Regions from separate parts of the Homo sapiens genome. Here region 2 is linked to region 1. Evidence: chromatin contacts called from ENCODE Hi-C or POLR2A ChIA-PET data. All regions are on one chromosome and are shown on one strand. The core of a region is the stretch at or near the end of the contact, and the rest is flanking DNA. Distances in the headings are between cores, read along the strand shown. Region 1 overlaps GALNT10 (polypeptide N-acetylgalactosaminyltransferase 10). Region 2 overlaps GALNT10 (polypeptide N-acetylgalactosaminyltransferase 10).

Region 1 (3,805 bases), core at 340-2,839:
ACAGGCCCTCCCCTCCCACAACAGCCTCGCTAACAACCTACCAAAACAGGGAGGCTGCATTGCTCTTGAACTCTGAGTATCTCTGGGGCACTAATCTTATACTGAAGTACTCCATTATAAAGGTGTCAGGCGAGCTTGCTCTACCACATGAATCATGATAAAAAGGGTAAAAACTGCTAATAAGTACTAAATAGTCTTTGAAGCCTGTCTCTATTCTATGGAGGGTCTGACAAGCCACTCTGCACCATGGGGTGGGGGCGGGTGCAGACTCCCGTCATTCATTCCCAACAAAAAGGGTGGAAGGTTATGGGTACCGCTCTCGCCATAACCTGAACGCTGACCACAAACTCCATTACACTGCACGCCACAGACTACGTCCGGTCTTGGGTCATTTTTAGGCTTACTATCTGTTATGCCTCAGGCATTTCCTGATATTCTAGGAAGGTGAGTTAATTAAAACCACAATAAAAACACAGCAACTCAGAAAAAAATCTTGTCACTATTTCCATTTTTCACAACACAAATGAGATCATTTATTCAACTGCCTACTTGACATTGACATTTGGATGTGAAACAGTGTCGCAAACTTGTCTGCAATCAAAATCGTGATTTTCCCCAAAATTGCTCTTCCCAAAGTCATCTCCATTCCTGCAGATGGCAACTCCATCTCCCCAGCTGCTCTGGCCAAAAACCTTGGCATTATCCTTGGCTTCTCTCTTATTCTCATATCCACATTCTTGTAAGTAAATCCTGGCACCTCCATCTCCACCTTCCAAGTATGTCCAGAATTCAGCCATGGCTACTCCACTACTCCTACTGTGGACTGACTCACTCTCACGCTCCCCTGCCTTGCTGTTAACATACTCCTAACTAGTCTCCCTGCTTCCACCCTTGGCTGCCTACAGTCTATTCTTAAAATAGCAACCAAAGTGATCCTTTTAACATGAAAATCAGATCATGTCACTCTCTGTTCAAAACCTTCCAGTGGCATCCCGTCTTAGTCATTTTGGGAAAAGCTCCAGCCCCACTACAACCCGACCACCACCCAGACACCTCTCCAGCCTAACTTCTCATCATTCACATCATCAGGCTCCAGCCACACTGGCCTCCACAAGCCAGGCACAGTGGTCTCAGGGCCTTTGCATTTGCTGTTTCCTCTGCCTGCAGTGCTCTTCCCCTGGTCAACTTTCCTGCTAGGCCTCTCACCACTTCATAGCTCTGTTCATATGCCATCTTATCTGACAGCACTTCCCTGACCCCTGAAATAAAATCTACCCCATTCTTATTATTTTTTCTACCCTTTATCCTGTTAATCTTTTTTCCCCACATCACTTATTGCTATCTAAAAAATCAATCCATTTATTTGTTTGTTTATATTATGACTCTCCCACCCCTACCCCCAGTGGAATGTAAGCTCTAGGAGGGAAGGAGATTTTGACTATTTGCTCATTGCTGATTCCCTAGGACCTAGGCCATACAGTAAGCACACAAAATAGACACTCAATAGATATTTGCTGAATGAATAAATGGCTTTCAGAGACAGTTTTAAGTGACTAATATGCTTGAAATCTCTTCAAGACAGGGACTATCTCTTGATCATTTTAGCATAATAAGCCTGAGTAAGGGCTGGCTGCATTTCAGATGAGCTGCAGACTGGAGGTGGAAGGGTAGAAAGGAGCCCATAACAAACACACAGTTACCGTAGATAAAGTTCCTGATCTAGTTAGCTCTGGATACGTCAGTTGGGTGGGCATGCAAAGCAGGAGCCCGAGAGCACAGGCAGCAGCTCTGCCAACAGCTTCTCCTAGTTCTCAGGGTCTCCGACAGGGATGCACAGCTGGTGATGCCACGTGGGGCAGGAAAGCTCAATTCTTGTTACATCCCTGCCCTTTCTTGCCCCAGGCTTACATCACCATTCGAGAAGACTTCCTTTCTGCTATGGGAATATTTATGAACATCAAGTTTTCTACTCCTCGAGCCAAACTCAGCATCACCAAGGCCACATTATTATGGGGGCAAGTGGGTGGTCCCTGAATAGGACCTCAGCCACCAGCTCTGCTAGGCCCAGGATGCTATTCCCTCACAGTCCACTCCCTCCTTCTGATTCCCCACCATTTTATCTGGGTGTTTTGAATGCCGCAATGGTTGGCAAACCATGGTAACAAATCCCTTTCCAACTACATTCTACCCCACAATTATCTTTTAAAAGATTTAAACAATAAGAAAAATAGCATATATTTACCCACGTGGCTACTATTTGCAGTGATCTTTATTCTTTGTGAATAAAGATACCAGACAGAAATAATAAAAAAAAAAGATACCAGATAGAAATAGAGATCTTTATTCTTTGTGAATAAAGATCTCTATTTCTATCTGGTATCTTTTTTTTTTTGGAAGATATTTTCACTGGGTATAGAATTCTAGGTTTTTCTTTTCATACTTTATTGTTATTATTTTTCACTAAACATACAACCCTGCTCAGGGTGTACCTGTGTGACTTTGGCACACCTCTTTATCCTTTGATCTTCTAGTTGCTGACCTGAAGAAAAGTGAATAATGACGATGATACCACCTGCCCAACCCATTCATGAGGGATATTGGTCTGTAAAATTCTTTTTTTGTAATATCTTTGTCTGATTTTGGTATCAGGATAATGCTGGTTTTACAGTGAGTTGGAAAGTACCCCGTCCTCTTTAATTTTGGGGAAAAATTTGTATAGAATTATTTCTTTTTTTTTTTTTTCTTGAGATGGAGTCTCACTCTGTCGCCCAGGCTGGAGTGCAGTGGTGCGATCTCGACTCACTGCAAGCTCCACCTCCTGGGTTCACGCCATTCTCCTGCCTCAGCCTCCCGAGTAGCTGGGACTACAGGCGCCTGCCACCACGCCTGGCTAATTTTTTGTGTTTTTAGTAGAGACGGGGTTTCACCATGTTAGCCAGGATGGTCTCAATCTCCTGACCTCGTGATCTGCCCACCTCGGCCTCCCAAAGTGGGATTACAAAGCTGGGATTACAGGCGTGAACCACCACACCCGGCCAGAATTATTTCTTAAATTGTTGAAATAATTCATCAGTGAACCCATCTGGGCCTAAAGTTTTCTTTATGGGAAGGTACTTAACTACACTGTCAATCTCTTCAATAGATATAGGACTATTCAGGTTGATCGTTTCTCCTTAAGTGAGTTTTGGCAGTTTGTGTCTTTCAAAGAATCTGTCATTTCAGCGAAGCTGTTAGATGTTTTGGCACAAAGTTGTTCAGAATATTCCTTTATTATTCTCTTAATAGTTATAGAATCTATAGTTATGTCATCTCTCTCATTCCTGATATTGGTAATTTTTGTCTTCTTTTTCTCTTTTTCTAGCTGGTTAGATGTTAATCAATTTAATTGACCATTTCAAAGTGGTAAATGTTTCATATCCACTTGAAAATAATGTGTATTCTGCTCTTATTGGTGGAGTGTTCTATAAATATCAATTAGGTTATATTGGTTGACAGTGCTGTGAGAGTCTACTATATCCTTGCTGATTTTCTGTCTATCTGTATTACCAGTTATTGAGACAGAGGTGTTGAAATCTCATAATTTCATAATTGTGGCTTTTTAAATTTCTCCTAAGTTTTTTTTGTTGTTGTTGTTGTTTTTTGACCAGCTTTTGGTTTCCTTGATTTTCTGTTTCATTGATCCCTGCTTTGCCCTTTTTCACATCCTTTCTTCTGTTTACTGTGATTAATTTGCTCTTCTTTTTCTAGTTTCTGAAAGTGGAAGTTGATGTCATCAATTTTAGACCATTCTTTTTTTCTAACATAG
Region 2 (3,805 bases), core at 525-3,024, 59 kb before region 1:
CTGGGAGAGCACCCCATGGAGCAGCCCAAGAGGGAAGAAGAGGAGGAGCAGCAGAAGGGAAGCAGGGAGGGGGCCACCAACCAGATGAGTCAGCAGCATCACCAGCATTGGTTCTCTGGCTGCTGGGGTGCTGCTAACCTTGCAGAGGCTTGGACTGGCTCTGGGACCTGTAGGTGTCCCGGGTCTTGTCAAATCTTGGCTCTGCTTGGCTTCTGCTCTTAAAGCACCATAGTTCATCTGTTTCCTGGGATAGACTTATTCACTTGTAAATCTTGGTGTGTCACAAGGTACTGGCAATCCATTTGGAGAGAGAGGAGGGTACACGTTAGTAAACAGCATCATCTTTTATCCTGTTTTGATACTCCGGTGTTTCCAACCAAAGGAAATGTTAAGATGAGGTGGGCCCTCACCTTTATCATCGTCAAGATTTGTCAGGTGCTTACCACGTGCCTAGGCCCTGTTGCTGTCTATCATACACATTGCTTCATTTCATTCTTTTTGGGGTTTTTTTTGTTTGTTTTTGAGACGAGGTCTCACTTTGTCACCCAGGCTGGAGTGTAGTGGTGCCATCTCAGCTCACTGCAGCCTCCGCTTCCTGGGTTCAAGTGATTCTCCTGCCTCAGCCTCCTGAGTAGCTGGGATTACAGACCTGCATCACCATGCCTGGCTAATTTTTGTATTTTTTGTAGAGATGGGGTTTCGCCACGTCGGCCAGGCTGGTCTCGAACTTCTGATCTGAAGTGATCCACCCACTTCGGCCTCCCAAAGTGCTGGGATTACAGGCATGAGCCACTGTACCTGGCCTCATTTCATTCTTGTGACAACTCTCTTAGTGACCACTCTCTTGTGACAACTTTCTTAGACAAAGAGAAAATGAGTCTCATAGAAGTTTTGTGTGAATCTGTTTTCAGACAGCTGGTAGGTGACAGCCAGGAATCATAGCAGGTATTTCTGATTCCAAAGCTGTTATTATTAACCATGCAACTACACCACCTCTCAATGCCCTCAGTCTCTCTATTCTGCCTGGCAAATACCAGTTTCCAACCCTAGTCCTCTAGGATGTCTAAGGCTTTCCCTTGCTTGAAAAACTTATAGACAGGTAAATATAAACAGCAGGAAAATTAAAAAGACAAGTTGAGAAGGAAAGCTATGTTTATATCAGGACGGGTTTTGGCAGGTGAAATGCACAGGCATTTAAGCATCATTTACTGTTTGGAAAAGGGAAACAGATCAGCCCTTCAGGAAAGACATACTTTTTCTGGCTCAGAGCCCCAGGAGGAATTTTAGAGAGTGGCAGAGCTGAAAGGAAGCTCAGAGTTCAGCTAGAGGACCTTTGTTTTCCTTTGACATGAGTCCGCTTGTAAGACAATTTCAGGCATAATGGACACTTTTGATGAGCAGCTTGGAAAGCCGGCCATTTCTTTTTTTTCCCTTCCTTTCCTCCTCCTCTTCTTTTTGATAACAGCTTTACTGAGATATAATTCACATATTATGCAATTCACCCATTTAAAGCATACAATTCAATATCAACCAGCCATTTCTTGCACCATTGAAAGCAGAGAGCCGACTGAACCTCAGCGAGAGCATCTCTGCTGAGGAGAATTCAGTCCAGTTTAATCAAGAAAGCATTTCCTGAGCTCCTGCTGTGCCAGGATCTATGCTGGGTACATTCCTTTCTGGTGATCTCACACAGTGGTTTTCAAAGTGTGAGTCCAGACCAGATGCATCAGCATTATTTGGGAATTTAGTAGAAATGTCCATTCTTAGGCCTCACCTTAAACCTACTGAAGCAGATGGGTGGGGCCCACTGAGCCGGATTTTAACAAGCCTTCCCTGTGATTCCTAGGCATGCTAAAGGTTTGAGGATCAGATCACTGGTGTGACATAATGCCGAAGGTGAGTTTAGAAAAATCAACCTAGGCCATCTTGATCATATTAGGAACTCTAAATGATCAAAACCAGAATCCCATGTTTCCTGCTAGAATAATAGAAAAATGAAGTTCTTCTTTTTGTTTTTTTTGAGACTGAGTCTCTCTCTTTTTTTTTTTTTTTGAGACGGAGTCTTGCTCTGTCACCCAGGCTGGAGTGCAGGGGCGCGATCTCGGCTCACTGCAACCTCCGCCTCCTGGGTTCATGCCATTCTCCTGCCTCAGCCTCCTGAGTAGCGGGGACTACAGGTGCCCGCCACCACTCCCAGCTAATTTTGTTTTTGTATTTTCAGTAGAGACGAGGTTTCAACATGTTAGCCAGGATGGTCTTGATCTCACGACCTCATGATCCGCCCACCTCGGCCTCCCAAAGTGCTGGGATTACAGGTGTGAGCCACTGTGCCTGGCCAAAACTGAAGTTCTTTAAGGAATCCAAGACTATTCTGCCCCCTACCCCAGCAAACCTGCGAGCGGGTGGGTGCTGGCTTGGGTGCCCTCCCATCCCTCCTCCTGTCTCTGAGCACAGCCCTCAGATTCACACTGGTCCCCACCTAGCCTGGCTGCTCTGTTTCCGTCCTCTCACCTTCAAGTGAGAAAAGGTCTGACAAATGAACACATATCCCAATAGGGCTCACAGCAAAGGTTCTCAAACCTCAGCCCCAAGAACCCCCAGGGAAACTGGTTTCCACACAGATGCTGAGGTAGTCTCACAGATTCTGATTCTACATGTCTGGGAACAGTGGCTTTCAAACCTTTGACTGTGACTCATAGAAAGAAATACATTTTACATCATGACCTGAAACAAATATATACAAAAGTATACACACACATATAACTGAAATACAAGGTGTGATTCACTGGGATACATTTATTTTTTTCTATTCTATCCTCTTGTATTCTATTTTTGTTAAAATCCTGGACATGATGACCCTGTAAACTGATTTTATGACCTTCCAATGAGTCTACTCCTACCATCTGAAAAACCCTGGCCTAGGGCACAGCCTGGAACCTATAATGTTAAAAGGTGGCCCACTTGATCCTGAGACAGGTGGTCCTCTGCCACGGCCCCTGACCCAAGGCTAGTACTCTGCATGACATACCATGGTTACTATTGCTATTGTTACTAGCCTTCTGAGAATGGACAACAATGTGCCCAGGGTTTTATACACAGGACTATCATTGCATTGCTTACCTCAATAGATCATTACCAGAATCATTTTCTGTTGACTTGAGATCTCTGAAGTACCAATAGGTGGAGGAAGAGGTTATTCCCAAATAGCCAATTTCCTTCTCCCAAAGACTCCAGAGGGCCTTTTTTAGTTGTCTTTCCTACCACCATAAGAGTTGCCAGGAAAAGGTGTGTATTGGAGCTTTTGGTATCTATGGGCCTATTGTCTCAGCAGCTGGAAAACATCAAGGACACAGCAGATCTGAGGGAATTGGACCTAACCCCCTTAGTCAAAGACCAACATAGCTCCAACATCCGGCTGACTCACTCACCCTCTAATTCAGGGGTTTTCTTTTTCTTTTTTAAAATTTTTATTTTTACCTCGTAGCTCCAGTTTAAAGGAAAATTCAGGGGTTTTCAACCTTCTCCAACTCAATGCCCCTTTATGAAACAGCTGTTTTATATGGCACCCTTTAATACCTTAAAATAAAATTAATATGTAGTATAACCTGCCTAACACCCATTTCCAAAAATTCTAATAATGTTCCAATTGTGATGTAAAGGAGAAATAATAAAATAATATGTGTTTCAACATAAATGCTTAGGCTGACTACAAGAAGACAGAGAAGAAGCCAAATGCTCACACTTGTAAGTGCCATATATTGGACTGCATATTATTTTACCTAACAGACAGGGCTGGCAACTCAAG

Evidence for each region. Hi-C counts contacts between places; a loop is a spot of excess contacts on that map. ChIA-PET counts read pairs that join two places held with the same protein, here RNA polymerase II (POLR2A). Pooled maps may share reads with other maps.
Region 2: a map of endothelial cell of umbilical vein shows a loop between it and region 1 (5-fold over the local background). The contact joins two enhancer-like sites. A Hi-C loop is called at or near these places in 6 of 168 maps with a recorded cell type or tissue (PC-3, PC-9, aorta and 3 more), 2 of 37 single-sample maps with no recorded cell type and 8 of 50 pooled maps. POLR2A ChIA-PET finds 5 or more read pairs at or near these places in 1 of 52 experiments (activated T-cell).

The regions. Positions count from the first base shown.
Region 1 is chr5:154,306,560-154,310,364 of GRCh38, reverse strand. All of the region lies in intron 3 of GALNT10 (polypeptide N-acetylgalactosaminyltransferase 10), which reads right to left. Among named protein-coding and RNA genes, the nearest start is that of MIR1294, 39 kb to the left of the region's middle. Within about 2 kb of position 1,589, at least 3 of the 41 ENCODE cell types and tissues checked have a DNase peak (open chromatin) inside an H3K27ac peak, as active enhancers do; they include PC-3, PC-9 and endothelial cell of umbilical vein, where a contact is called at or near this core.
Region 2 is chr5:154,366,105-154,369,909 of GRCh38, reverse strand. The region is part of intron 4 of GALNT10 (polypeptide N-acetylgalactosaminyltransferase 10); the gene reads right to left. Among named protein-coding and RNA genes, the nearest start is that of MIR1294, 21 kb to the right of the region's middle. Within about 2 kb of position 1,774, at least 15 of the 41 ENCODE cell types and tissues checked have a DNase peak (open chromatin) inside an H3K27ac peak, as active enhancers do; they include PC-3, PC-9 and endothelial cell of umbilical vein, where a contact is called at or near this core.